7 separate regions of the Mus musculus genome follow, and regions 1, 2, 4, 5, 6 and 7 are each linked to region 3. The links are chromatin loops, found by intact Hi-C in ENCODE. Cell type or tissue: heart. All regions are shown on one strand.

Region 1 (4,000 bases), 190 kb after region 3:
AAGGATGTAGTCACTAATAAAATTCCAGGCTTCCAATGAAAACTAGAATGTTGGAGAATAGGATCTACTACAGTGAGCACTTGAAGACTTCTAATAAAAATGGATGGTAACCCTGAGGAATGTAACATTAGACAGTATGTAATAAAATAGGTCAACATCAGAAAAACTCCATAGCACAGCCACTTATTCCCAAATGAACTGTGACTGGAGTTTCAAAATTATGCAGAGTACCCTCCCAATTTAAAGATACACCAAGTGAACTTAGCATAGCAGCATAAGTAGAGTCAGTGGTACACGCCCCGAACTCTACTCTGCAGCTCACCCTTAAAAAACCAAGCACTGACCATGGTTACTTTAGAAAGCTATTAAAATATTCTTCTCTTGGGCTGGAGAGATGGCTCAGTGGTTAAGAGCACTCACTGCTCTTCCAGAGGTCCTGAGTTCAATTCCCAGCAACCACATGATGGTTCACAACCATCTGTAGCGGGATCTGATGCCCTCTTCTGGTGTGTCTGAAGACAGCTACAGTATACTCATATAAATAAAATAAATAAAGCTTAAAAAAATTCTTCTCTTTCTACCTATATATGAATGTGAAGTAAGGTTTTCCTTCTTAAATCAAAATAAAATGGAGAAACAGCTTAAATGTACAGGTATGTGTAGTAATCAAGCCATTTTGTATTAAGTCACTCCAGCATCCACTGACAAGATAAATGGAAAAATACGCATATATTTATTACTACTTGATAAACATTAATCTTTATGAATGTCCCAGTTTTTTTTTTAAAGATTTATTTATTTATTATTATATGTAAGTACACTGTAGCTGTCCTCAGACACTCCAGAAGAGGGAGTCAGATCTCGTTAAGGATGGTTGTGAGCCACCATGTGGTTGCTGGGATTTGAACTCTGGACCTTCGGAAGAGCAGTCGGGTGCTCTTACCCACTGAGCCATCTCTCCAGCCCGAATGTCCCAGTTTTAATTGTATATGGTTAACTATCGGTAGATATAATCGACAACAACAAAATTAATGTTCCTAGGTTTTCAGCAATTTTTAAAGGTAAAGGGGTCTTAATATTAAAAAGTTAGAAAAGAGAGCTAGCAGCGTTATAATGGAAATTTATTCTCTCTTCTTGCTTTCCATTAAATGGAAAAAAGAACTTCATTTGACAGCTTTACCACTTCCAGCCTGGAGACCAGAAAACAACAAACCTTGCTCAAATAATGGTCACAGTCATCAGGTGAACTCTGAAGAATCACTATTGTCCCCTGGGTGCACAAGGGCTAAGGAACACAGTGATCCACGCAGATGAGTGGCAAAGCACAATAGAAAATGACGAAAAGCAGAAATGCTGATGGTTGAAATAGTTGTGTGCACATCTACAAACCCCACAAAGTTCTTTTTTCCCCGTTGAACTTTCACATGAAATTTCAGTGTAAGGCAGATTTGGCAATGGGAGGTGGTGGCGGCTTTGTTCCCGAAAACCCGGCATATCCGTGCAAAGAATTTAATTCTCTCACCATTTTGCTACTGGTCTGTTGCAGAGGGGTGTGGTTAGAGCGCTAGGAAGCAATTCAAACCGTGTCCAAGCAACAATTCTGGACCAAGTCAATTTGCCAGGTTAAGAGATCGAATGTTTTAAGGAAGGAGGGATATAAAAATGAAGTTAGAAAGCAAGGACGGAAATAAGTATGAAAACCAAAGCGGTCTCGGGTGTATATTAAACGCCTGGACCGCTAACAAGTGCATGAGGTGCGTACGAAAATGCTTGCTTTCTGGAGTCCACAGCTGCGGCACTCTCTGTATCAGGTCCGCAGGTCTGAAGGGCGCGTCGGTCTATCCTTCCGTATTTATTTTGGGTTGGGTCTGTGAACCCAACAATTCTCACAGACTGCGGCTGAAGCAATCCCAAACAAAGGGGAAAGGACGGCCTCCTGGGGGAAGCGGCAAGGGAAAGGTGGCCCCAGGTTGCTGCACCAGGTGTCCCTACAGAGTCCATCAAGCAGGCAGAGGGAAAGAACAGTCCCAGAGGCATCCTGGGTGGGTGTAGTAGGGCTGCACCAGGCCCCACGGCTGTCGTCGACAGACGACCCCACCCTTGCCCACGGTCAAGGTTAACCCGCCCACTAGAGTACCTGTGGAGGCCTCGCAGAGCCGAAAGGCACAGGGTGATCATGGGCAGGCCGGGAGGCCGGCAGCAGCTGGCGCGTGGTCCTCCGGCTTGGTAGGTGCAGGAGGCGGGCGGTGGAGTCTGCGAGCCCGGAAGCCGAGAGCGGGCAGAGCGGAGCAGACCAGATCTCGAGACTGAGGCCGCTAGCCAGCGCCCTCCCACGTGCTGCAGGCCCACGCCTACGCCGTGGCCCCGCCCCTAGCCCCGCCCCGCATCCGGCTCCGTCCCCGCCCCGAGTCCATCGCCCCGCCCCTCTCTCTGCCCCGCCTCCACCCCACCCCTCCGTGCCCTGCTCCGCCCCTGGGGCGGATCCAGCAAGCACTGTCGTCCGAGAGCCTTGCGAGCAGCCGGGTGGGCTGAGGGGGCGGCGGCGGCGGCAGCATTGGAGCGGGGGAAGTTTGGGAGCCGTGGCCCCCTCTGCGATCCAGAACACCGCTCAAGCCCCGAGGACCGCGGGGACAGGCGGACCCGCTTCCCGACGCCCCCGGGCCCGCAGCCGTCATCTCGTGTCCTCTCGTGGTAAGGGGCTTCTCTCTGGAAAGGGTGCGTCTCCCGCAGCCCCAGATGGAGGCCTGCACCGCGCACCCCCTGCAAACACTGTCTGGGCTGAGGCAAAGCCGGGGTACAACGGGGAGGGAACCATGGGGGTGGGAGGTGGATGTGATTGGAGATGTAGGAGGGGAAGCTTGGAGGAGGTTGGACAGCTCTCCCCACCCCCATTCTGTTTCCCTCTTCTGCCCCGGGTCCTTAGTCAGAGAGTGAAATAACCTCTCTGGCCTAGGGAGTAGATTCGCCTTTAAAAGAAGTACAAAGCTAATAAACATCCTAGAAGCGGGTACCACACCCTGGCTGTGAATTAGGGATCCCGGGGAGCAGATTGCTGATACGATTTAGTGGAAATAAGCCATTAATGCCACCTGGCCCTGCGCCACTGTTTGGATGCATAGTATTCCATGTGAATGAACGCGGCCAGGAGCTTCCAGCTTGTCCACGAGAGCACAGCTACTGCAGGCAGGGGCAGATCGGTTTGTACTATCTATCGGGTTAGACGGTGATTTCTGACCAGTGTACTGATTAAATAGAAACGCCGGGTTTTAACAATAACACTCAATGGTTGAATAACCTTTCCACAGAGCCTTGTCGTCAGCAAGTGACTCTTAACCTACAAAAGTAGTAGAGTATAAATGATTAATACATTAAAAAAAATCTCTTGGAATAAAGGAAGATGCTCTCACTATGGCTCACATTCTGAGTCAGCAGTACGAGATCTCCCTCAACTTAGAAGCGAGGCCTTTCAAGGGTGATTCTCCATATGTCTGCACTCCTATACTTTCTTGTATCTGTATCATATATGCTGTTAAGACACGGTGAGCTCTAGGCGTTGCTACACATGTTTTGAAAATCTGTCTTTGTTATTTTTATTTTTTTACTGATGCAAGCTTTAACATAGTTGAATAGTGCTGGGTCTGAATGAGCATGTGGAATACATGACTATAACCACTTGTGCTTTCTGGACCCTTTAAAGAGAGAAAAGTAATCAAGGTAATGAATATTTTTGCTTTTATTGCTTTGAACTTGGTGGATGACCCTTGTTATTTTCTTCTTCTTTTTTAATCAAGGAGATATTTAAGCGTCTAAAATGTCATCTGTGAAGCCCCTAGTTTATGCAGTTATTCGTTTCTTGCGGGAACAAAGTCAGATGGATGCATATACTTCTGATGAACAAGAAAGTTTGGAAGGTAGGCACCTATTGTTTGTGTCCTAATTTTGTAAAGAAATACTAAAATAGCTACAATCCAAAGCTTATGGTTTTTAATAACAAAATCAG
Region 2 (4,000 bases), 130 kb after region 3:
ACTTAGGAAAAACTTTGGCAAATGAATTCTAGACACAGTCTAGAACAAGGGCAAGTCTGCAGCAAGCAGAGGTTAAACCAGGCAGTGGATGCTCTGGAACCTACCTAATTACTAAATGAGCCAATAGCCCATATGAAAAGCCTAGCAGAAGTAAATGTGGGGCCAATTTTAGACGTAAAGTTAACCATAGTCTTCACTCAAACTCCTGACTTTGAATCAACCTGTGAGAAATACAAAGAAGCAAAGCCAACAGGGGACCCATTCGCACGATGCGGATGCTAGAGCCATGAGCACATTTGAGCAGATAACCACATTGAGATGCTGAAAGGTGTAGGTGTGGGTGCCGTGCACAGTCAGCTGGCTAAGTCTGGAGAGTTGGAAACTGCAGGACAAACTCATGGGAGCATGGTGGCCCATGCCTGCAGCTCCAGCACTCTGGGCATTCAGTGAGCCCTTGGGTGTTCTTGGAAGATCTCAGAGGGAACTGCAAGTGCAGAAACAGGTAAACAGAAAAACCTTGGCACGCTTGCCTGCCATTTTAGACACTCTTTGGTATACTGTAACACGCTGCATGCACTGGGCGAGAGTGTAAAATGGGTGTCAATGTACTGTGGAGGCAGTTAGTAAACATTCCCGCTAAAACTCTTAAGAGATTTTACATGTTTCTATTTTTTCGATTAAAGACATTCTGCTAATTTTTACATCTTCAGAGAGGCTTTACTCTTCTTTGCTTTTTACTTATATTTTATCTTTAAGTTATTTTTACTATCTATGGGTATATGTATATCATGTGTACAGGTGCCTGTGAAGGCCAGGGTCAAATCTCCAGGAATCACAGGCGGCTGTGAGCTGCCTGATGTGGGTCCTGGGAACTGAACTCTGATCCTCCAGAGAAGATGTAAGCCAGGGCACCACTTGCATATAGTGCCCACATGTCCAGAGAAGGGTGTTGGATCCCCTGGAACTAAAGTTATAGATGGCTGTGCGCAACCATCTGGGAGGTCCTTTGGAGGAGCAGCCATTGGTCTGAACTCCTGAGCATCTCTCCAGCTCTTGGATGGTGATTCACACCTTTAATCTTAGTACTTAGGAGGCAGAGGCAGGAGGTCTGTGTGAGTTTGAGGACAGCTTGGACTAGACAGTGAAGTGAGCTTCATAATAGCCAGGGATACACAGAGCGATCCTATTTAAAACAACAACCCCCAAACAAAATAAAACAAACAAATAAACACATACTCAATTTAGTTAATTTAAAAATTCTCAATTCTGAGATTACATCTTTTCATGTTGCGTTTATCAAGTGATAGAGACTAAAAGTTCTTACCTTGCAGTTTCATGTAAGAATCAGAAGATTCTGTTTGTTTGACAATCTCGGTATTTGATGAGTAAAAATAAAATGTGCTTTAAAAAGAAAATAAGTCTTTAAAGAATCTACTCGGAATTCTGCTCTGGAGCCAGACAAACAAGACTGTTAGCCTGTATTTCATCTTTTTGCGGACTGTGACAGAAACGAGTATAAGTTAGGTTACTAACCTCACAACAGATTACCCTATGCTAGATTACTCTAGCAACAACCAGATCTCTAATATGAAACAGGGCAAGTATATTGTAGAGACACAGTGGATGGGAGGGCTTTGTCCCTTGGAAGTGTGTTAGGAGACAGGAAAGACTTCCTGGGTTAAATTGTGTGTGTATATATGTGTGTGTACCTGTGTATGTGTGTGTGTGTGTGTGTGTGTGTGTGTGTGTGTGTGTGTGTGTACATTCATGTGTCTAGCTCCTCTATGGAGGCTAGAGTATAACTCTCAGGAGTTAGTCCTCTCCTGCCACCTTGTGGGATTACGGGATTTTAACCGACTAATCCATTTGCTGGCCCAAAAAGGATTATCCTCTTAAGTACTCACATAAACTGTACCTGACACTAGTGTATGTATGTACGTGGGTATGTGCATACTACAATGTGTGTGTGTGTAGGTCAGAGTCAGTAATCTTTCACTATGGCTTCTGGGAATCAAATCAGTTGTCAGCCTTAGTGGCAAGTACCTTTACCCACTGAGCCATCACTGGCCCTCCTGGCAGTTTCCCAAAAAGCTTTGGGATAGCCTAGGTGCTGAAGGACACCTGTGCCACTAAACGGATCACAATTCAGCCTCGTTCTGAGCATCCAGAGCCAGGGGATTACTCACTGACCCTTTGCTGAAGGAGGGAGTGCTACAATTCTTTTTGGTCTATTTATAATGGGTTATTAATTGCAAAAGGATGGGTTTGTTTTAGAAAGTAACCTAAGGAGAAAAAGGTCCAAATCTTTTGTGTTTGATGGAACATTTGGAGTTGATAGTTACATACTTTAAACAATAATATTTGAAATTTGATCCCTGACTAAATGTTTGGGAAATGTGCACATGCAGTCCTTAGCACATAATCATTCTTACAGAGGGCCCAGAGGAACGAACATCTCAGGGAGGTTACGCCAGCTGAGCATCTGGATACATTAGAAACATTTTGCTATTTCTACTATATTGTGATGGCCCCAGAAAGACAATCGAGAAAATATTCAGAGTGTAAAGGACTGAATGGCAGACAGATTATCTAGTTAATAAACATTCTGGGGGCAATTTTAAATTAAGTAAATGCAGTAGATGGTGATGGTGATGGGCTGGGAGGTTGTTCAGATGCCCTGTCTAGCCTGGCTCATGTACTCACACATACACAACATACTTACAAATTTATTCTTTTGTTTTTTGTTTTTTTTTTTAAAAGAATTCAGCTATGTGCGGTGCAGTTTCCTAAACGATATGAAAGTAATCAGCCTATGTAATCTTTACAACAATCCACAAAATCAGTGCTATAAGCATTCCCGTCTTTCAGGACCTGTAAGGAGACAGTACAGCAAAGCTGCATAACTTGTCTAGAGCGTGATGAAGGCAGACATTCTGGCTTCAGAGCCTACTTTTTTTGCTTTTGGTTTTTCTGTGTAGCCTTGGCTGTCCTAGAACTTGCTTTGTAGACCAAGCTGGCTCTGAACTCAGAGATCCACCTGCCTCTGCCTTCTGAGTGCTGAGATTAAAGGTATGTGCCATCACAGCTTGGCGAGAGCCTACATTTTAATCCCTGTACATGTGGGCAATATTCAAGGGCAGAGTCAGGTTGCTTCTACCAGCCAATCAGGTAGGTACCTTGGATAGTGGTCCAGGTAAAACTGCCCCAGCCAATCAGGTACCTTGGATAGAGGTCCAGGTAAAACTGCCCCAGCCAATCAGGTACCTTGGATAGAGGTCCAGGTAGAACTGCCCCAGCACTTCTCCAGTAGCTTTATCCTTCACGGTGTAAAGTGAAACACTCTTATTCCAAACATGGGCATCAGCCACTTGTTCAAATGAAAGTCCCAACAGCTCCTGGTAGATGCTTAGCAGGCCTTCAGTGACCACCTCAATGGGAAAGTACTCCTTGAGGGACTCCTGGTCCACAGAGTACTTGAGCTCCTCTGTCTGGGTCATGTAGTAATGGAGGTCCCATGCGTTGATCTTCCCGTCGTATGCAAAACCTCGCTCTTCGCATTCCTTCTTCTTCAAGCTCAAAATAAACTCCCGTTCAGCCTCACCCAAGGGTTTTAATTTCTGGCTTAAATCATCTGTGAGGGAAATGGCTGGGTTAGTAATGCATCCTTTGGAGCCAGTGTATTCATAAGTACTGCCAGTTCTGCGCTGGCTCAGTCAGTCAGAGGAGACAGCACAAAGAGGAGAAAGAGCTGAAGGGGGCAGAGCTTTCTCTCTAGAGTAATTTATTTGATAACTCTTTCCCCCTTGTCTGTCTCTCTGTCTGTCTTTCTTTAATTTTTTTTTAAATTTTATTTTATATGAGTACACTGTAGCTGTTTTCAATCACACCAGAAGAGGGCACCAAATCCCATTACAGATGGTTGTGAGCCACCATGTGGTTGCTGAGAATTGAACTCAGGACCTCTGGGAAAGCAGCTAGTACTATTTTTTTTTAATTAGGT
Region 3 (4,000 bases):
GAAGCAAACAAAAACAGATGGGCCAACACACATACAACTGCAAAACAGCGCCGCTTTTTCCGCACAGTGTGACTCTTCTGAAAATTTTAAGGGTTTTATTTCGCTTCCCTTCCAGTGTTGTTCCTATTCGGAACTGCATACAAGTCCTGACCAATCAACTACTTGCAGGTGTTTGGCGTTTTGTTTTGTTTTTGTAGCCATATCCTTCTCCGTCCTCATCCCTAATCTTTACGACATTCTGTTTCCTAGAACGCCAGTTTCAAGAAAAATCTAGCAGCTACTCTTCAATCAAGTAACCAAACAAGCACTGTTAAGCTACTGACTGAAAAGAACGCACGACTTACTACTACTACAAGCGGCGCCTTCGCTGTCCAGAAAAAGCAATCGGGAATGGCAGGCAGCCGGTTTCTAAAGTCCAAAGAACCAGACGTGTTCTACCGAAACGACCTCCGCGTAGGATTAACGCGAAAACCAAAACAATCGGCACCAACATAAACAAATGTGGCAGCCATCTCAGGGAGAGGGAATCAATCTCTCCCCGCAGCCAGAAGACTCAACTTTCTTCGGAAACAAAAGTTGCCAGCCTCAGCAACTTGATATACAATGTATACGTCCCGGAGCACTAAAACTTCTGGCCCTCCTGCTCAACAAAGGAACTCTTTCTTCCGATGGCTGAAAAACTTTTCGTCCCACCGCATTCTTACAATCCCCGTCTTAAAAAGAAAGGAATCCAGACGGTAGACGGGGCGAGGGGGAGAAATCAGTTCTACTATTCGGCGGCTAAAATGCCAAGGCACGGGAGAAAGAAGGGAGACGAGTCGGGCAGAGCGAGGTGGACTAAAGTACCGTCGCTTCCGGCCCACGAACTTGGCTCGACGCTTCCCGTAAAAGAAAGAAAAAAAAAGAAAGAAAAGAAATTACCTCTCAGGGTGTCTCAGGGCAGCCGTCCCGAGGCTCGGCTTGACATGGTTCCCTGCCCTTCCTCAGTGGCTCCGGGCCCCGCCGAGGCTCCCGTGAGGACGAGGCGGATGTGGAGCTGCCGCCCGGCCGGCCGCAGCAGTGCGGCTGCTCCGGTGGGGGCTGGGGTGCGGGCTGGCTTCCTGCTCGCGACTTGTGTCAGGAGTTTCCCAGCCCCGGCTCGCTTCTCCGCCGAAGGAAAAAACTTTTCACTCGTGACACCGCCCGGAATTGCCGTGCGAAACTCACTTCCTGCCTGGGTGAAAAGCAGGCTCCAGCTCGGGGCCCGGGAACCCGGAACCCCGGGGTGGCGCGCCGCGCCGCCGAGGGGGAGGGGACGGCGCCCGCCCCGAGCCGCGGAACCTCGCGCGGCCCACGGGGGGCGAGGACGCGGAGCTCGGCCGGCCTGGGCCGCACTAGGCCTCCGCCCCCACAGCCGCGCCGCGCGGGTATTGTCTCGAGTGCGCCGGCCGCGCCCTGCGCCCGCCCGGCCCCCGCCGCTCCGAGCCGGAGCCGACCGGCCGCGCAGGCTGGAAGGCGACCGTCCGTCGGGCGGTCCGACCGGCCGGCCCTGTCTCTGCCACTCGCGCTCGAACCCTCCGGGCTTCCCGCCGCCGTCCCTGCGCTCTCCTCCGTCCTCTTTCCCTGCGGTCGCGGCCGCGGCGGCGCGGTCTCCTCGGGAGCTCGCGGGCCCGCGCCGGGGGCCCAGGCTGCGTCGCGCGCCGCCGCGCCACCTTCACTCTCGAGCGGGAGACGGAGAGGGGAGGCGAGGCGGAGGAGAGAAAGGAGGAGGCGGACCCGGGCCGGGCCGGGGTGGAGGGAGTTTCTGCTTCACAGGCCTCGGCGGCAACAGCGCCACCGCCCCGGCGGCTAAGGGGGCCGAGGCTGCGCGCGGCGGCGGCGGCGGCGACGGGGGCGGGGCGGGCTCCCGCGGGGGCGCCCCAACCGCCCACAGCCAGGCGAAGGCCGGCGCGAGCCAGTCAGCGCGCACGGGGTCTACGCGGTCGACGTCGGCGGCGGGGGGCGCGGGCCGGGGGCCGCGGGCCGGCGGGGAGGCGCGCGGCGGGAGGCCCGCCACCCACCCTCCCGAGGCCCGGGCCGCCGGGCTCCCCTCCGCCCCCCACGACCCCGCGAGGCCTCCGCCGCCCGGGCCGATCGAGTTTCTTTGTACGACCGTAATTGGTGCAAAGAGGTTGTTCGAGTGCAGCCCCGATTTCCAGGCAGCAGGTATCTCTTTCAGCTGCAGCACTCCGACGCCTCTAATGGCACGCTCAGGTTGCAGGAAACCACCGCCGCTGCTCCGTGCAGCTTCTTCCCACGCCGGGCCGGCCTCCGAGCTTGCTGCAAGCGGCGACGCGGCCGGGGGCCCCTCCGAGGAGACAAAGCTGGTGCTGGGAGGCGGGGAGCGTGGCCCGCGAAATTGCCTCAAGACGGTGCCTTTGTTAGAGGAAACATTGGATGCACTCCGAGCGCCGCGAAGCCTTCCAGCCCCTACGCTTTCGGGCGTGCAGTCGTTCAGTCAGTCGCGCTGGCCCTGGTAGTTCTGCCTGGCAGGGTTTGCGTTTATTGCAGAGAGAGACTTAAGCATTCTGTCAACACATATGGCTTAGAAAGCTTCAACCATAACATTGCCGTTTTTACAGTTACTGCTTTAAGTATGTTAGCAGACAGAACATCCTTGTTTTACCCGAGGGAATGGAATAGATTCTGGGCAAACCATCGTCCACCCCCACTCTGCTGTATTAACTATGCACAGGGATGGTAATTAGCCTCTGGGTCCTTCAAGCCACTGGTTCAGTTCTTCCGTCTGTAGCCCAGAGATAATTATTCATCACCAACTTTGAATAAAAAGCTATATGCCTTACAGATGAGTTTTGGCTTGCATCCAAGGGAAAGAGTTCACGAAGTCCACCAAAGAATTATTTACTAAAGTTGAGTTCTACGCCAGAGACAAATACTTGGAATAATTCCAAAGATATTCAAATCATTTTGAATTGAAGTGGAAGCATTTTAACTACACCCAAAACTGCTAGAATTAACTAACACGAGCGTTAGATTCTTAGCCCGTAGAGGACAGTGGTACCAGGGTTTCAGAGCGGTCTCTGAAAAACATTCGATGACAGCCCCGGGAATGGCAGAACTGGTCATTTCATCTTGGGAATCTATTTTATACTAATAGGGATCTTAGCCATTGTATATTTTAAAAACGGTGTATTTGTACAGACTGTTTCAACGGACATGAGAACGTTTTGTTTTACACCATCTTTGGAAAATGTTTGGAGTTTGATCAGAGCTCAATGGCAAGGCTATGATCAAAAGGTCTCTATCCTAAAGTGTCCTGGATGAAGCAGCCTCCATCCAGTGAGATCCCTGTTGACTCCTGGGATTCCAGTACTACTGCATCCTGTAGCTTTAGACCCTACTAAATGTAACTGCCTATGTAGTTTAGTAGTAGAAACCATGCCCTGGGTTTGATCTCCAGCACCATGTGAGGAAAGGGATAGTAGGATAGATTGAAACAAACCTAACCCCAGCCTAAATAACAGGAAACCCCCAACTCTAGGTTAAAACTTGCCCTGGTCCTAGCCTTTTTTAATGTAAATTCCTGCTGGGGACTATTGTGACTACCACTCTGACTAAAAGTCGCCATAACTCACCTGAAATTCTGTCAGTCGCACTTATTCCCTCGGGGTTTATTTCTCTAGAGCAAAGCCATAATCGCAGGAAAGGTAATATTTTAAGCCTTAACAGTAGTCATTTATACCTAATTCATCAGATTGATCTCTAAAGCAGCTTTTAGTGGAAGGAGAAAACGAAGATAGCATATGTCGATGCTGAGTGAAGAGAGAATGAGCCTCACTCCTTAGACAGTACAGAGAACAGGAATACAGGCGACAGACGGTCCCCATTCGACTGTTACCGAAGTTCTGATTATGCTGGAGAATGAGCCCCAAGAATGGTGCATGTTTTACTATGTCCTGTACAGCTGAGGCAGAGCTATAATAACATTGCTCATAATTTTAAGGAAAATGTTCTACTAGTT
Region 4 (4,000 bases), 66 kb before region 3:
ATGTATGATTCAGACACAGGTACTAGGCTAAAGATATTGATAGAAATAGTGATGATGTACAAAGTAATTTGAAGGATAGTTTACAAGAAATAAAGCAGAGGGATGTCCTTCTGGGAGCCACTCAGACAAGAACCAGGCTTGAAAAGCAGACTGCAGAGTCATCAAGTAGCAGCAGAGGCAGGTGAGGACAACAGGCACCTCTCCAAACCCATCATTCTCACCTTGCTTGCGAGTCACCAGATTACCAAAGCTGCTCAATTAGCATCTTTCAATTCTCTTTCATTTGCTCCTTTCTTTCCTGTGTGGTAACATTTCATTTCAAGCACTGTCTTCTCAATAACCAAGATCTCCTTCCTGTGATGTCTTTCTTTTACACCTAGGTTGGCAGTCCTATTCACAGACCAGCCACGATGGCATACACTTTAATCCCAGCATGCAGGAGGCATAGGCATAGGCAAAGGAGCAGAGGGGCAGGGGCAGGGGCAGAGGCAGGAGGATCTCTACAAATTCATGACTAGCCTAGTCTACATAAGCAAGTGGCAGGCAAGTCAAAGATGGACAGAGATACCCCAATCTCTGTCTCAAAACATCAAATAAAATAAACTAAGCAAACTAGTATCATTCCAACTCTGACCTTTAGGACTGTCTCAAAATTAGTCATAAAAGTATTATTTCCTTTTTCTACTACTATTACAGATTTTTGCTTAATTACATCACTACAAATCTGTAATATTATTTTAATAGTCAAGATAAGAAACTAGTCTAATGGGGCCGTAAAGATGGCTCAGAGGTTAACAGCTTTTACAGTGAACCTGAGTTTGGTTCCCAGCTCCCAAATGACAACTCCAGTTCTAGGTAAACCTATGTCCTCTTCTGACCTTCTCAGGTACCATTCACACATACATACATTCATGCAAAACACTTAAAATAAAAAATAAAACACACAAAATAAAAAATCTTTAAGAAAATAGAATCACCCTAAGTGTCCATTAATGAACGACTAGCTAAACATATACACATAATGAAATACAAGTAAGTCTTTAAAGGAAAAGATATCTTGTAACACAGGAAGATAACTATCACGTGATGTCATTGAGAGAAAAACTCAGAGAGAATCAAACATTTTAACAGGGACTTGGGATGGGAGTGTACTGGGACATGCTGGTTCAAGCACAAAACTGATAGAATAACTTCAAGAGCTCTACTGTAGGCTATGATAACTGAAGTCAGAATACTTTATCACTCAAAATTGCTGAAAATCGATTTTATGTGCACTCAAAACGAAGTGACAATGGCAGGAAGTCATGTCACAAAGTTGGGTAGAGTGGAGTAGGACTTCCTCATCTTTGAAGTTTTGTGTGTTTGGAAACTTGCTAAAATACAATAAAATTTATTACTTATACATCTATGTGTGAAAAGATCTATGTGTTTCTAAATACAGTAAGATAAATATATGTTTATATGTGAACAAGGTATAACTGTTAAGTTGCTCTATACAAACTAAAGAGTATCATTATATATTCTTGGAATACAATACATACTGTTATATATATATATATATATATATATATATATATATATATATGAAAAATACATACTACATATATTGAAAAAATATATACAATTGGAATTCCAGCCAAACTTAATAGGTCAGAATGCCCACCTGATTATCTGACAGCCACATAGCAGTCAACTGTTGTAGCTTTGTAAAGCTAAAAGGCAAATTCTTTAACCTGAATGGAAAAAACAAAGATTAAACTTAAAAATGAAACTGTTTAAATGATAAGAGATCACATCAGAAACAGTGGTATAATAGCACTTGCCTAGCATGGACCCTATCTTCCTACTTCCTAGCATCAAAAATAATGAAAACAAAAATACAAATCATCTGAACAATGCTGTAGAATGCTATATTCATAAGATTAAAAAAAGAAAGTAAAGCCAAATGCAAACTTTTATATAGGAGAAAGGACAAGAACATTCTCTAGTCTTAAACACTACACACACCAGCCCTGGGGAGGGTGTCCTTCCTGAGGGTGAGGGGTACCCCTGTCACCAGCAGACATGAAAAGCAACCTCCAATATTAGTACAAAACCATTCTAGCTATGTCTGAAAACTTTGTTCTAGGACAGAAGCATTAACTTGTTTAATAGTAGCTTCTCTACTTTTTAATAAACTGAAAAATCAAATCTGTTAAAAAAATAAAAACTGTTCATTCCATAAAGAAAGGCACGGCCACATTGAGTACTCACAAAACTGCTTGTGTTTTGTATTGAAAAAACCAAAGCTGTAGTAAGAAGTCCTAGAGAGCTTGTTTTTAAAAACACTGCACAGTTCTGTATTTTAGGGGTTCATTATTTTACGATGATAATATGTAAAAACAAAGTAACGTAAGTGCTTATTAGTGTAGTGGCTTGAAAGAAAATAGCCTCCATAGGCTCAAAGGAAGTGTCGCTATTAGGCCACTATTGTGGCCTTGCTGAAGTAGATGTGACTTTGTTGGAAGAAGTGGGTTGCTGGGCTTGGGCTCTGAGGTCTCAGAACCTCAAGCTAGGCCTAATGGCTATGTCACTTCCCATCGCTTATGGGTCAGAGTATGTAGCACGCTCAGCTCTTCAGCTCTCCAGCACCATGCTGACTGCATGCTTGCTGCTATGATGAAATGGACTAAACCTCTTAACTGCAAACCAGCCCAATTAAATGCTTCCCTTTATAAGACTTGCCATGGTCACAGTGTCTTTTTACAGCAATAAATACAAATACATTGAAATTTCAAATATATTGAAAAAATACATACAATTGGAATTCCAGCCAAATTTAATAGGTCAGAATGCCCACCTGATTATCTGACAGCCACATAGCAGACAACTGTTGTAGCTTTTTACAGAGGCATAGATTCTTTTTAAATAAATGTAGCTATTAGTATACTGATAAGTCAGAATATTATGCTAAATGCTCTACTTTAACATTTTTTACCCGAGCTTCAAAGTTCCCCTTTATATAAGGGAACCTACTGTACTATTCCAAAGGGATGGCCTTCATAGTTTGTAAAGTACTACAAAATAAAATATAAAGCATCCCACAGTTGTTCTTTAATTAGTTTCAATCTCTGTGGTGGTTTAAACATGCTATGCTCATGGGAAGTGGCACTATTGGAAGGTGTTAGGGGAAGTGTCACTCTGAAGGCTTTGAGGTCTCCTATACATGCTCAAGTCTGGCCAGTGTGATCCAGACCCTCTTCCTCGCTGCCTTCAGACCAAGATGGAGAACTCTCAGCTCCTCCTCCAGCACCATGGCTGCCTGCAGGCTGCCATGCTTTCCACCATGATGATAATGGACTGAGCCTCTGAAACTGTAAGCCAGCCCCAACTAAATGTTTTCCTTTATAAGAGATGCTGTGGTCATGGTGTCTCTTCACAGCAATGAAACCCTCACTAAGACAGTGTCTCAAGTTCAGCAATCTCTGCTCCAGTCTAGCAATCTCAGTGGTCAGTCTGCTCTGCACTTTGGTTATTTATGGCTCAAGCTGTGTGAGTCAATCTCAGCCCAGAAAAACATAAGCCAAGATTAGATTAAAAGTTGCTTTGTTCAGCAGCAGTATTAAGATGAATTTGGGACTTTATGAATTAAAAGCTCATATAATAACAAGAGGATAGAAATTGTGTAGTTATATTGGCTCAAAATGAACCATGTTAAGTAACATGATATAAATTTTAATCATTCTTTTAATTAAAAATTTAAATATACGTAAAGAGAAATAAACATCAACTAGTGTAGTATTTCATATGAAACTTTAACTTCATTCAGAGTATTCTATAAGCAACTACAGATTACAAACCTATTATCACTTAAATTGATGACTTTTAATTTTTGCATATCACCCATTTCCTCTGGAAGCGTCTCTAGTTTATTACAATGGAGAAACAGCACAGTTATATTTTTCCAGTTTCCAATCTGAAAGAGAAACAAACTGCAGATCACAAACCTGGGATATAAACT
Region 5 (4,000 bases), 81 kb before region 3:
GTGCACTCCTGGGAACAGAAGCAGCCAATGCTGTCTGGATTCATTCCTCCACCCTGGGCTCCCAGTGAATCTTATGGCATTTACTGCCTGGTGTGACTCATCAGAGGCAGCTTGGGAGCAAAGGAGAAAAGAAGGGAAGAAAAGGAGCAGAGCTGAGGCTGCTGAGCTGAGCATCCCCGGGATGGCCTCCTTGGGAGCTGCAAAGCCTCTGCTCAGGAGACTTCCCCTCAGAGCTTCACGGATCCTGGGCTCCCATGTCACACCTCTGAGCTGTGTGGTTCATGGGCTTCTGAATTCCAGGACATCTTTGCAACTAAGCAGACACTAACAATCACTACTCAATTACTTTAAAAATGGAGTAAAGAAATTTATTGCATAAGCCACTTATATATCTGTGAAACCATTTATGTTTAGCCCTATATTTATTATTTGTATTATTGTTTCTATTTATTGTATAAGTAAATACATTTGTTCAAATGCACACAGACCTGACTTTGGAGTTACTATCCACGGGAGTCTGTTTCACGGGAGAACAGAGTGACGTGTCTTGACTGCTGTCAGTATTAAGAGACACTGAATCAGACATTCGGGACGGAGAAGAACAGTTGCTGTTATTCTGATTACTGTTGTGTGTGACTTCATCGGATAAAGAGTCTGCATCCTTCGCATCATCTGAAAAAAGAAGAAAGTATTGAAGCGCAGTGATAAATTCACTAAGAATTCATGGAAAGCGTTTGCACTGATTGTATGTCTGAGGTGATAAATTAAGTCGGTAAGATAATCAGTGGTATCTCTGAAAATTAAATCCGAAAATATACAAAAATTCAAAAATTTAAAAGTTGTAATCGAATTTTTAATGTAATGTAGGGTACCCAAAATTTGACTTCGCTTTCTGCACAATTTTCAAAGGCTACTAACTCATTTTGGTGAATGAACGTCCTTTTGATTTTAAGAACTCATAATAAAAATATATATTTACAACCTCCTATAGTTCATCTAGTCAAGGAATTATTTCATATGAATGTGTAATATTTTTCAGCCTATCTTGATAATAAAATTGAGCAATGTAATCAATATGTAAACAAAATCAAAATTTCAAGGGTCGGTTCCTTTATTTCAAATGTAAACATTTACTTTTATATGTATGCCTGTGTGTGTATGTGCATTTGACTGAAGGTGCTCAGAAGTCAAAGGTATCATATCCCCTGCAGCTGAAGTTAGAGTGAGCTGCCCAATGTGGGTGCTGGGAACCAAGCGTGGGTCCTCTGTATCTCTCCACCTCAAAGACCTGTTTATAAAGTGGTAATCTCTCCATGTGTGAGGTGGTTGTTTAGAACAACGAAAAGGAAACTGTTCATATCTACTAAAGCACAAGTTTAAAAGGAATTTGAAAATAGTTGTAAAAAAGCTCTTTATAAAGAAGTCAACTCTAGCCAACTCAAGGGTCTAATGTACTCAGACATACCCACATATCGATTAAAGATAGTTTATTGTTTTTAGAAATAGGGCTCAAATGGTTTAGGAACTCCAACCTCAAGGTACTTGAGTCTTAGTTCCTTAATGTGTAAAAAATAATGTTAGACAGCCTTTGAAGTACTTTTTATGGGGCTATTACTACAACCAACTGTTAAACAGCTAAGTAACAACTGCCTAGTACCTAAGCAACTGTTAAATAAAGTACTCAATCGTTTTTAAGTATCCTTATAAACCCAAGCTGGCCAAGAGCCACCTTGGTAGTATCATTAGCTCTATGAAAGCAACCGTCTGGATAAGCATTTGGCAGAGATAGCGCAAGCTGATCAGGCACAAGTCGCAAGAGTTGTGTGATGACATAGGTGACAATTAGCTGGCGAAAGTTGGGGAAAAGCACTTAATATTTATCATTCTGGAATAGATAGGAATAAAATAATGTTTATATAGTATAAATCGTATATATCAGGAACTATGCAATGTATTATATGCAAAATCCTTCATTGGCCTCACTACAATTCAAATTTGTCTATATAAATGGATAAAATTAAGCACACAAGGAAAATGTATCTAGGAAATACTCAATAGAAATGGAATTATAATCTAGAATTATATCCCTTTAATGTACATGCCCTTACAAACAAACTCTGCATGGGAGTGGAGAGGACCTACCAATCTCTTTCTTTAAAAATGGGAAATAAGAACAACATTTTAGAAAGGCAGTTATAAATTTTGCTTTCAGAATGTTTCAAAAATGTGACATCCAATGAAATTTACTTCCACAAAGTTAATACATCTTACTTAGGTGATTTCTAGTCTTAATGCCTCCCCCTCTTAACATCTAACCTTTTTGATTATTACTAACCCTTTTTATTATTACTAAGTGCTACAACTTTGGGCTGATTAATCGAGGATTCAATTAATGGAGGTCGCATCTCTGCCATTTTCATTTCTTCATCAGAAGAAAGTTCTTCAGATTCCTAGTTTAAAGAAAAAAGGGATAAATACGAGAATTAAACTTTGGACTCTTTAAATGAATTAATATATCATAAAAACATCACAGGGAAACGAAGCAACTGCTCAGACCATGTATAAAAGTGCCTGTTAATGGAAATGGTTGACAAAGCTGCATGACTCAACTTTTTCAAGTGCAGCAATAAACCTACAGTAGTACTGTAACCACAGATTAAAACTTCTCATGGATCATTTCTGGCTCTAAGCCTTATCACTGTATCAGTAGTTGTCACGTGCCAGAGTGTGAGGTTACTGGCAAACAAAAATGACCACAGCACAATCCTGTTTTTCAAAAATTCAACTTCTGGAGTCCCTCAACAGAGCCTTTGCCTAAGTGTTGAGTAGTTTCATAACTATATTTGGCTTCTACGATAGACTACTATTAATGTGAACTATAAATATTTTACCTATTTTGAAAACAGAATTGTTATTTTCCATGTTTATTTCCTGTAATACGCCACAGTTGTTGCAGATTACCTACTACTGAGTAGTGTCAGAAAAGAAAATGACTTGTTAGTCATCAACTATTAATAGAAATTTTAATATCATATGTCATGCAGGAAATGAGCTCTCTTGCCAGTTAAATCATTCCTACATACTAAGATGAAACTAAAGCAAATGCTTTACAAAACTTGTTCCTCTGAAAAAGAAACAAACAGTACTAAGGACTTTTATGTGTTTGTAAGTGCCACAGTAAAGATATGGATAGTGGAGAGATCACTCAGCAATTAAGAGCACTTGCTGTCTTGCAGAGGACAAAGGTTTATTTTCCAGCACCCACATGGTAGCTCTATTTCTTGGTGTACAAAAATACTATTTTAATGAAATAGTTTTCAATCTCTATTCATATCATTATAGATTTATTTTTATTTCTTGTGTATGAATGTTTTGCTTGAATGTATGACTGTGTGTGTGTGTGTGTGATAACCATGGAGGTTAAAAGAGGGTGTTGAGCCTCTGGAACTGGAGTTAAGGGAGAACCAGAGCCACCGTGGAGTTCAGCGAGGCACAGTAGCTCACAGCTATACACCTAGCATGCAAGAGGCTAAGACAGGAGGAGTATCACGAGTTACACCAGCTTGGGCTGCATAGTGAGCTCCAGGACTATCTGGGCTATGGAGACTTAGTCTCAGAAAACTGAGAGTTCTGTCTATGTTTAGCAGTCTCACTTATACCTGAGATATAATTCAATAGAATACTATTCAGACACCATAGAAATAAGATGCAGTTCTGAGAATTACCACAGTATGAACTTCAAGAGAATATGCCAAGGGAAGGAAACGATAAAAGACCACTTACTGAGCAGTAATAGACAAATCTATACAGGCAAAGTACTTACTAGTTGCTTAGAGCTGGGGGGGGGGGGCGTGCAAAGCCTTAAAGGGACAAAAAGGATGACATTTCTTTTTCTTTCTGTGGCTATACAAATATTCTGCAAGTAACTGTGGTGATGGTTTTACAACTTTGTAAATTGTTTAAGTCATTAAATTATATGCTTTCAATCAGTACACTTAGA
Region 6 (4,000 bases), 58 kb after region 3:
TTCCTTAGTATAACCACTGTTGGTTTGGGTACAACATTTTTAATGGATAAAAATATGGAGCTACTGTTTAACATGAATATAATTATAGTTGACCCTTTGCTTGGCAGTAACTCATTGGGGAAGATACTTCTGTGTGTCAGCATGTAATTTGGAAGTTTCTGAGAGCTTCAGGCATGTCAAGGCCCCCATGGTTAAGGTATTTAAAATCTAGAAAAATATTGATATTAATATAATATATATATTTTTGTAACCCATCCAGTTATTTTTAATCTGAATTATTGAAAGTAGAGATGATGGATACATGAAAACATGGATATTAAAACTTAATGTATGCCTTCAAATTGCTCTCTAAAAAGTTTTTTTTTTTATCAAGTTATCTTCAAGAAGTTATCTTCAAGAAGATGCTTAGATTTTTCCCCCTTCTGTATATTCACCAGTATTCCATCTGATCAACAGGGATTTTTTTTTTTAATTGAACAAGGTTGTAACAAGATCCTAGCTGTGGTGTGTCAGTCAGTTAGCTTACTTCAATCGAATTATTGTTTTGAATGTGTGATTCACTGTCTATTTAAAGTCCTAGAAGAAACAACTGGGGGAACAGACACTAAGGAAAGAATTGTAATATATTTGGGACAGTGACTAAACATAAAATAAATCACACTGGGAAGAAAACTAGGAGTCCTGCTTTTTGTCGGTGGGTCTCAAATACCAGTGCAAAAAAAAAAAAAAAAATACATCGGCCAGAGAACTTTTAAAACCAGCCAATGTCTGAGTTGCACATCTCAGTTTTTGTTCTGTTGGTCTGTGGTATGGCCTGAGTAGTAAGATATTAAAAAGCCCCAAGGGGGATTATTTTATGAGCTACAAATGAGAATTTGTTTGGGGTATCTATCCACTTTAAAGGTCCCAAATTCCACATCTACATACCGGAGAAAGACGCCATTCTTCCTTGAAATTTTCAGGAATGAATTCAGGCTTGGCAGAATTCTGGTAGGGCACATCTCCCTGGGTTCAACCTCAGCACTTTATACGGATACTGTGAAGAAAGAGCTACCTGGATTGTTTTCCAGGGTTCAATTTCACTTCTGTGACTTGACCTACAAAGGTGAAAGAACTGGATGACTCAGGCTGAGTCAGCCATCATTCTAGATCCAGGCGAACCAAGCAGAGGCCCTGTAAGTCTCTGGCAAACGAATGGAATAAACAAACACGCTTTTCAGAACATTCTCTGCAAGATGAAATCTACCAGTTAGAACAGGTCTGGCCTGGCTGGCATGCAGGGAAGGCAGGATTTCTACAACGCATTAAGCAAGTAATGAATGACCTCTTTCTAGTGGAGGACATTCTTCAGGTATCTCAAGGGTCTGAGCCCTGATTTCTCAGCCTCTTGCTCTTCCTCGCTCCCTTCTTTTCTTTTCCTCACACTCCTCCTCCTCCTACTGTCTGGTAACAACAAAACCTTCAAACATAGTCCCTGTGATTGTTGATACCGGAAGGAAAATCCTGTCATGTGGAGAAATGAGTGTCCCCTGCTGACTGGGACAGTGAGTCACTCCTTGCCTCAGACCTTAGGGTATTCTAATGTTCCATATCAACCTGCCTTTGCCAAGCAGCAGCTGACACCCTAAAGAGAACTTCTGACCTTCAGAGATGAAAGCTGAGCTCTGAACACTGGTATCCCTGGTCTCACACACGCCTGAATGGAGGAGGAAGGCTGCTAGGGCTGCCACTTTCCAGGCACGAGGAGACACAAGCTGCTGATCTTTGGGTTGAGGGATGGGAAGACTTTGGGGCTGAGGGGAGGGGGTGAAGAGCCTGATTTACAGCATGGCTCTCATGTCTGTAATACTGCCACCGTGGCTGATGTCAAGTTAGCAAAGCCTTCAGTGTGCTCACAACATTCCTGAAGGTTTACTAATCAGCTTTCACCAGCCTGTCCAGACTGGTTGCAGCAGACTCCTGGCTCTGCCTCGGGAACAACTGGCCTTCTTAGTGATGCATGCCTATAGCCCCAGCACTAGGGAGCCTGAAGCAGGAGGATCACAAGTTCAAGGCCAGCCTGAGCTACATAGCAAAACTGTCTTCAAAAGGAAAATCTTGGTAGCATAATATATTTACTATTTAAGCTTATACCATTTTGTGGCTCAAAATTCAGTCTTGTAGAGCTGCAAATGTCAGTTTACACAGAGACCACAAGTTTCTCAGCATCTACTTGCAAAGATGCTAAGGGTCTAATGAAAGAAGGACTCAGCTCTTAATACTTCAAGAGGTTTATTTCTAAGAATTGGAAACTAGGGACTGGAGATATGGCTCAGCAGTTAAGAGCACTGGCTGCTCTTCCAGAAGACCTGGGTTTGATTCCCAGCACCCATATTGTAGCTCACAACTGTCTGTAATTTCAGTTCCAGGGGATCTGACACTCTCACACAGACATACAGGCAGGCAAAACACCAATGCACATAAAATCAAAATAAATCATCTAAAAACAAACGAATTGAAAACTAAGTGAAATACTGACTTAGGACTAAGACCATGGAATAAACTGGGGAGAAAAAAAAACAAAAAAGAGTTCTTTAATTACTGAATGAACAGTGTCATGCTTGACACCCCTGCCCCCACCACCACCTCTTTTCTCATCACATCTGAAGGCCTGTTAAGAGTGAGTAACTATTCCACTTCAAATTTATTTGAGCCAAATATGAATTGTAAATTCTCTAGAAGAAATTAATTCTCTATTTGATGTTAGGAAATCCTATGTTTTTCAAATGGATGTCCTACAGAATAAAAGAGACCTGGGTCCTATTTCAAAATGAATCACCAACTCTCCCCTCCCTAAAAAATATTATTTTCTTTAAAAAATACAAAATATTATAAGAATGTGCTCTCATTTTAATCCCAGGATGTGGAGGCTGCTTCGGACTGTCTGCAGCAGCTGACTATGATTTGCCTCGTGCTCTAGCAGAGGCGTGGTTTTGCCAGCTGCAGATAGTTTCTAAGACTGTGTGACATTTGGCGTTCTGGGAACTTTTTAGAGTAATAAATGCTAGGACCTCCAGTGGGGTTGGTGATTGTTGGTCTTTCGGGGGCAGGACGGTTGGTTGCTTTTTGTTAGTAGTCATACTCAAAGAAGGAACAAGAGAAAAGAAATTAAATTCAGGGATTCACATTCTTCTCTCTCTCTCTCTCTCTCTCTCTCTCTCTCTCTCTCTCTCTCTCTCTGTCTCCCTCTCTCTCTCTCCCCACCCCCGCATCTCTCTCTCTCTCTCTAGCTCTTGCTTTCCCTCTTCTCCTTCTTCCTCTTTCTCTTCCCCTTCAATCCTTTCTCTCCTATCTGGTGATAGGGAGTAAAACTAGGGTGAGGAGGGGTAGGGAAAAAAGAACCCACAAAATAGCAAGACCAGCTACAATGTTTCAAGAGTATGTAGTCGCTGGGGTAAAATTATGCTCAGAGAACGTTTGTATCCTATTTTGATGGCTCCCCATTCTTCAGACATGATGAATAAGTAAATGTTTGAAAAACTTGATTTGGGGGGAGGGTTCATAGTAGCCAGGCCCTATAGAATTTGAGCAAAAATAAATTCACATTGACAACTCCACAGCCAGGAGTAAATTATTCTTAATTAAGTAACACATTGGGTCTTTCCAAAGATAAAAAAAAAAAACAGTGATGGGTCAAAGAAGTGTGTTGCTTTAGACTGTCTGAGGCTATTAATAAAACAGTCTCTCTGCAGGAAGTGAATATAGACAACTCACAAAAGCAGGAAAGCTGCTCAGGAACCCGCTGGTAAACGCCTGGTCTCAGTTCATGGAACTGTCCTGCCGGAGTGTGAGAAGGTGCCACCAAGCCAAAGTCCAAGAATGAAGTGTTCGTCCTGCTTCATTCAGCATGTGCTTTTACCTATGGAAGCTGGTCTAGAGAGTGAAAACTGGAACTCTCTATACCAACCCCTTTATTACAAATACGGAAACCAAAGCCAAAGCTGGAGATGCTGGCCATGTA
Region 7 (4,000 bases), 49 kb before region 3:
TTTAACACCAGCTCCTCATGTTGTGGTGATCCCCAATCATAAAATTATTTCATTACTACTTCACAGCTGTAAATCTGCTACTGTAATGAACTGCAACATAAATATCTGATTTACAACCCCCAGGTTAAAAAACACTGCTTTAGAGTCAGTAGGAGTTAGTTACCAGTTAGCCTCATCATAGGGCAAAAGCATACAACTTGAATTTAAATGATGGGAAGTATCAAACAAACTCATATTAAAAGTACTGTTAAAGAAATGGCCAGGATGGTAAAAGTTAATTATCAAGAAGGGGAAGGAAAAAAAAAAAAAAAGGGGGGGGGAAGACTGAGAAACTAGGTGGAGAAATCTGTCTTAAGAGACCTGACTAAATATAGCATATGAAAGTAACAAATTCAGGTATGGATGGTGAGAATAAATATTGCTGGTAAGAGCATATAACCACAGTGGAAAATAATCTGATGGTTCCTCAAAATGTTATGTATACAGAATTACAAATGACCCGGCAACTCTCTACTATTGGGTATGTATATAAGAGCACGTAAAACATATGTTAAGGAAAATGCTGTACATGAACACTCATGTTATTTATAATAGCCCAATGTCCATCAATAACAATTTAATATATAAGCATAATAAACAGAATATAGTATAGTCACACTATGGAATATCAATATATGATATACCATGAATGAGTCCTGAAAATATTATGCTAAGAGAAAGTAGCCAGACAAAAGGACATATAGTGTATGGTTTCATTGATTTGAACAATCCACAATAAACATTTTTCTTATCTGCAGAAACAAAGCAAAGCAAATACGAGGTTGCCTGGTGTTGTGTAGCTATTCCCTCTAAATTGAAACTTTCAATTGAAGCTCATAGACTTAGAAGCCTCACCAAACTTTGAAGAGTCTCATAGTTTCTCCACAAGATTGTGTAAGAATAGTAAACAATCACTGGAGAAGCGGAGACTCCAGTGCAGTTTCTCTACAAGCTGGGCAGGAGGCCAGGTGATGAACCTTTCATGAGCTGTCACCAGCTTCTTGATGATGCAGTTGCCCTAGTATCTATACTTCTATAAGCAACCCCAATAAATGCACTGCCTCAGAACACTAGACCTTGGAATAATTTCTTTGATCTGTCCTTGATGCTCTATCTAACGTGGAAAAACAAACAAACAACAACAACAACAACATCAACAAAAGTTGTCCACATCTCCACAGAAGAAAGTTACACCAGAGCCTAGGAGCTACTAGACAAGGGAACAGAATTCTCTAGAGGATGGTAAAAACATTCTATGTAAGTACTAGTAATGCTGTAATAAAATTAGAACTATGCTAAATTCTACAAAAATACACAAAGTAAGAGCTCTTTTTAGTTTTCAAAACTCTATTATTCCTTCCCTTTTCTAAACTTCATATTAATACTTTTTAAGTACTAGGTTTTGTTCAGGTACCTCAAATTCAAATACATCTTTATTTTATTATTCAGCAAAAACATACCAAACACAAATTGGAAGACATGTTATGAACTACAAATACCTGGACTTTATCAACAGTTAAAATGTAGTGAGTGGTCTGGGGAGATGGCTCAGTCAGTAAAGTGCTTACAGCTTAAGAATGTGGGCCTGAATTTTGATCTCCAGCATTCATGTAGAGTAGCTGGGCATGGAACTACATGCCTCTAACCCCAGCTCTGGGGAGGTAGAGACAGGAAGAAGCTAAAGGCTTCCTAACTAGCTATTTTAGCCAAATCTGTCAGTTCCAGGCTCAGTTAATCACCTTATTTCAAAAAAAAATAAGTAGACAGCAACTGAGAACACTATCTGACTTCAATCTATGGCTTCTACACAAGCACGTGTATAAATACAGTCCGACAAATAGCCTTCCCCCCTCCCCCCCCCACACACACGGAGAAAAGAAAATGATTCTACCATACTTCACTGGGGTTCATTCTCATCATCTTTTGTTCATTTTCCTACTCTCTCAGATCTCCTAAGGTTGTAAGGTATAAGATGAGCAGGCCTCATTCCTTGGGCTTATCTCCCATGCTTATGACCTTAGTGAATCTGCTTAGCCTTAGTCATTACATAGTATCTATATGGTCACAATTCTCAAATGCATACATCTTGAACTGTTTTTATAACTTAACTCCATACTTAAAAATAACTGATGAGAAATTGGTATCTCAAACAAGAAAGCACGCAAGCAAATAAAAAGCCTGAGTTCCTAAGAGAGCCTAGAAAATGGAAATCTTCGTCAGCTATACTTCAGCCAAGGAGTTAATGAATAGACTATATAAAGAATTGTGAAAATTAAACACACATACATACATAATCCACAAACCTGCAATCGGTAAGTAGGTCAATACACTTAACAAACAATTTTAAAAGAAAATGCAGATGCCCATCAGAGAAACATATATTACAACTACTTTGAGATCTAACTCACCCTAGTCAGAATGACCTACCATCAAGAAAATAAATACAGGGAGGGTATGGGGGAAAGGAATAATAAATGTATTCACTGATATAATCACTATAGTAATCAAAACACTGAAAACAAAATTATCATACAACTCTGCTACACAACCTAGGGCACATACCCACAGGGCTCTTTACTTATCACTCATCTTTTAACAGTAGAAAAGAAACAAAATCAGCTCAGATGCCCATCAGCAAATGGGTGATAAGAATGTGGGACATAGACACAAAGGTATTTTATTCAGCCACAAAACAAAATGAAGTTATGAAATCTGCAGGAAATGGGAAGAACTAGAAACCATTAAGTGATGTAACTATCTGTTCTCTCTCATAACCAACTACCAGCTTTCTTTTAAGTGTCCTTTTTACTTTTGTGTGAATGCATGTTTCTTTCCCCTGCTTGTATATCTGTATACCACACACATGCCTAGTGCTTAGAGGCCAGAGGTTCCCTGGGATTGCAGTTAAAAGTAGTTGTAAGACTGGTCCAGAATGAGCCATCTCTCCAGCCTAGGTCGGCCTAATTCATGAGCCTCCTATTTCCTCCTCTTCAGCATATTCTAAGCTGCATATTCTATGAGCTGCTACAACCTGCTAAATCCTAGCTTCTAATTGTGAAACCTGTGGAAGTAAATATGGGAATAGGGCAAGGAACTAGAACGAACGGGGCCCTCACCTCGCAAGGGCAACAGAACAAGAGAGAATCCATGTGGAAGGGGAACAGTGTGGACAGCAGAATATAGATGGGGAGAAGGATGGGCAAAGAGATGAGAAGGTATCTTAAGGTGGGGGAAGCAACCAAAACAAAAGGACTTATGAAAATGATATAAGGAAACCTGTTACCTAGTAAACTAATTGAAAACCATTCCCGACTTGTCCCTTGAAAATGCAGCGCCTACCAAGCCCTCCATCTCAGCTAACAATACTCCCGCCTTTCCAGTTGCATGATAAAATCAACAACATCACTTATACTTCTTCTCACACTCACATGCTAGTCTGTGTTTTGTTTGTTTGGCTATTCTTAAGGAATGGTCTCACTCTGTATTTTAAGCTGTCCTGGACTCACTGTGAAGCCCAGACTGGCTTAGAAACCATGCAGTCCTCATGTCTCAGCTTCCCAAATGCTGAGATTACAGGCACGAGGGACTATACCCCATTTAAAAGGCATCATGAAATGCTAGTTCTACCTTTAAGAACACATGTCCATAGTTTGCCCACAGCCTCTGCACTACTACTATCTCCAAGAACTAAAACTGCATTTGAATTGGTTGGTTTTTCCACCATGTGTTCAGACTCTTTATATACACAGTTAAGGCTAAAATCAATGTGTGCACACAAATGCTCAAGAGGCACATCATTTACTGTTTCTCCAAATTACAGCTTCTTTCTTTACTCCTATATAATCTCATTTAGCTTATTACTCTGTCCTTACTATCCTGTGTGTTCATCACATGTGTCTGCTATGCTACACACATGTATGTAGAATCTTACACAAGTTAGGACACTAGCTGTTGTCTTCTC

The links. Peaks named below come from ENCODE experiments on the same cell type or tissue, not always from the same donor. Only the 100,000 strongest peaks of a DNase experiment are listed, where the experiment ranks them.
Region 1: a loop joins it to region 3, with 2.9 times the contacts of the local background. A loop is called at or near these places in 7 of 42 quality-filtered maps.
Region 2: it touches region 3 in a loop (2.0-fold over the local background); 17 of 42 quality-filtered maps call a loop at or near these places.
Region 4: a loop joins it to region 3, with 2.7 times the contacts of the local background. A loop is called at or near these places in 7 of 42 quality-filtered maps.
Region 5: it touches region 3 in a loop (7-fold over the local background); 4 of 42 quality-filtered maps call a loop at or near these places.
Region 6: it touches region 3 in a loop (2.5-fold over the local background); 4 of 42 quality-filtered maps call a loop at or near these places.
Region 7: it touches region 3 in a loop (2.0-fold over the local background); 8 of 42 quality-filtered maps call a loop at or near these places.

Annotation. Positions count from the first base shown.
Region 1 is chr13:104,107,279-104,111,278 of GRCm38, forward strand. It overlaps Nln (neurolysin (metallopeptidase M3 family)), which reads right to left and starts at 2,336. Exons shown (of 13, transcript NM_029447.2): 1 at 2,138-2,336. The coding sequence starts at 2,178. It overlaps Sgtb (small glutamine-rich tetratricopeptide repeat (TPR)-containing, beta), which reads left to right and starts at 2,463. Exons shown (of 11, transcript NM_144838.2): 1 at 2,463-2,691; 2 at 3,792-3,911. The coding sequence starts at 3,812. In heart, no CTCF peak of the experiment used is centred here; a DNase peak (open chromatin) is centred at 2,233; H3K4me3 peaks cover 2,228 bases; H3K27ac peaks cover 1,600 bases.
Region 2 is chr13:104,047,231-104,051,230 of GRCm38, forward strand. Nln (neurolysin (metallopeptidase M3 family)) reads right to left here. Exons shown (of 13, transcript NM_029447.2): 8 at 3,265-3,631. Gm30967 (a long non-coding RNA gene) reads left to right here. Exons shown (of 3, transcript XR_873894.3): 3 at 1-709. Among named protein-coding and RNA genes, the nearest start is that of Gm30967, 11 kb to the left of the region's middle. In heart, CTCF peaks have their summits at 1,845 (motif pointing left) and 3,882 (motif pointing right); no DNase peak of the experiment used is centred here.
Region 3 is chr13:103,919,325-103,923,324 of GRCm38, forward strand. Erbin (Erbb2 interacting protein) reads right to left here and starts at 1,262. Exons shown (of 26, transcript NM_001289473.1): 1 at 922-1,262. It overlaps D130037M23Rik, which reads left to right. Exons shown (of 1, transcript XM_006517803.4): 1 at 1-4,000. The coding sequence starts at 669. The coding sequence ends at 2,498. In heart, CTCF peaks have their summits at 82 and 1,785; DNase peaks (open chromatin) are centred at 87, 1,177, 1,787 and 2,307; H3K4me3 peaks cover 2,964 bases; H3K27ac peaks cover 2,855 bases.
Region 4 is chr13:103,853,156-103,857,155 of GRCm38, forward strand. It overlaps Erbin (Erbb2 interacting protein), which reads right to left. Exons shown (of 26, transcript NM_001289473.1): 13 at 3,840-3,955; 14 at 1,664-1,733. Among named protein-coding and RNA genes, the nearest start is that of D130037M23Rik, 58 kb to the right of the region's middle. In heart, CTCF peaks have their summits at 1,974 and 2,173; no DNase peak of the experiment used is centred here.
Region 5 is chr13:103,838,819-103,842,818 of GRCm38, forward strand. Erbin (Erbb2 interacting protein) reads right to left here. Exons shown (of 26, transcript NM_001289473.1): 19 at 2,336-2,450; 20 at 489-672. Among named protein-coding and RNA genes, the nearest start is that of Gm52054, 66 kb to the left of the region's middle. In heart, no CTCF peak of the experiment used is centred here; no DNase peak of the experiment used is centred here.
Region 6 is chr13:103,976,836-103,980,835 of GRCm38, forward strand. No RefSeq gene overlaps it. Among named protein-coding and RNA genes, the nearest start is that of Erbin, 58 kb to the left of the region's middle. In heart, no CTCF peak of the experiment used is centred here; DNase peaks (open chromatin) are centred at 1,686 and 1,796; H3K27ac peaks cover 1,070 bases.
Region 7 is chr13:103,870,006-103,874,005 of GRCm38, forward strand. All of the region lies in intron 4 of Erbin (Erbb2 interacting protein), which reads right to left. Among named protein-coding and RNA genes, the nearest start is that of D130037M23Rik, 41 kb to the right of the region's middle. In heart, no CTCF peak of the experiment used is centred here; no DNase peak of the experiment used is centred here.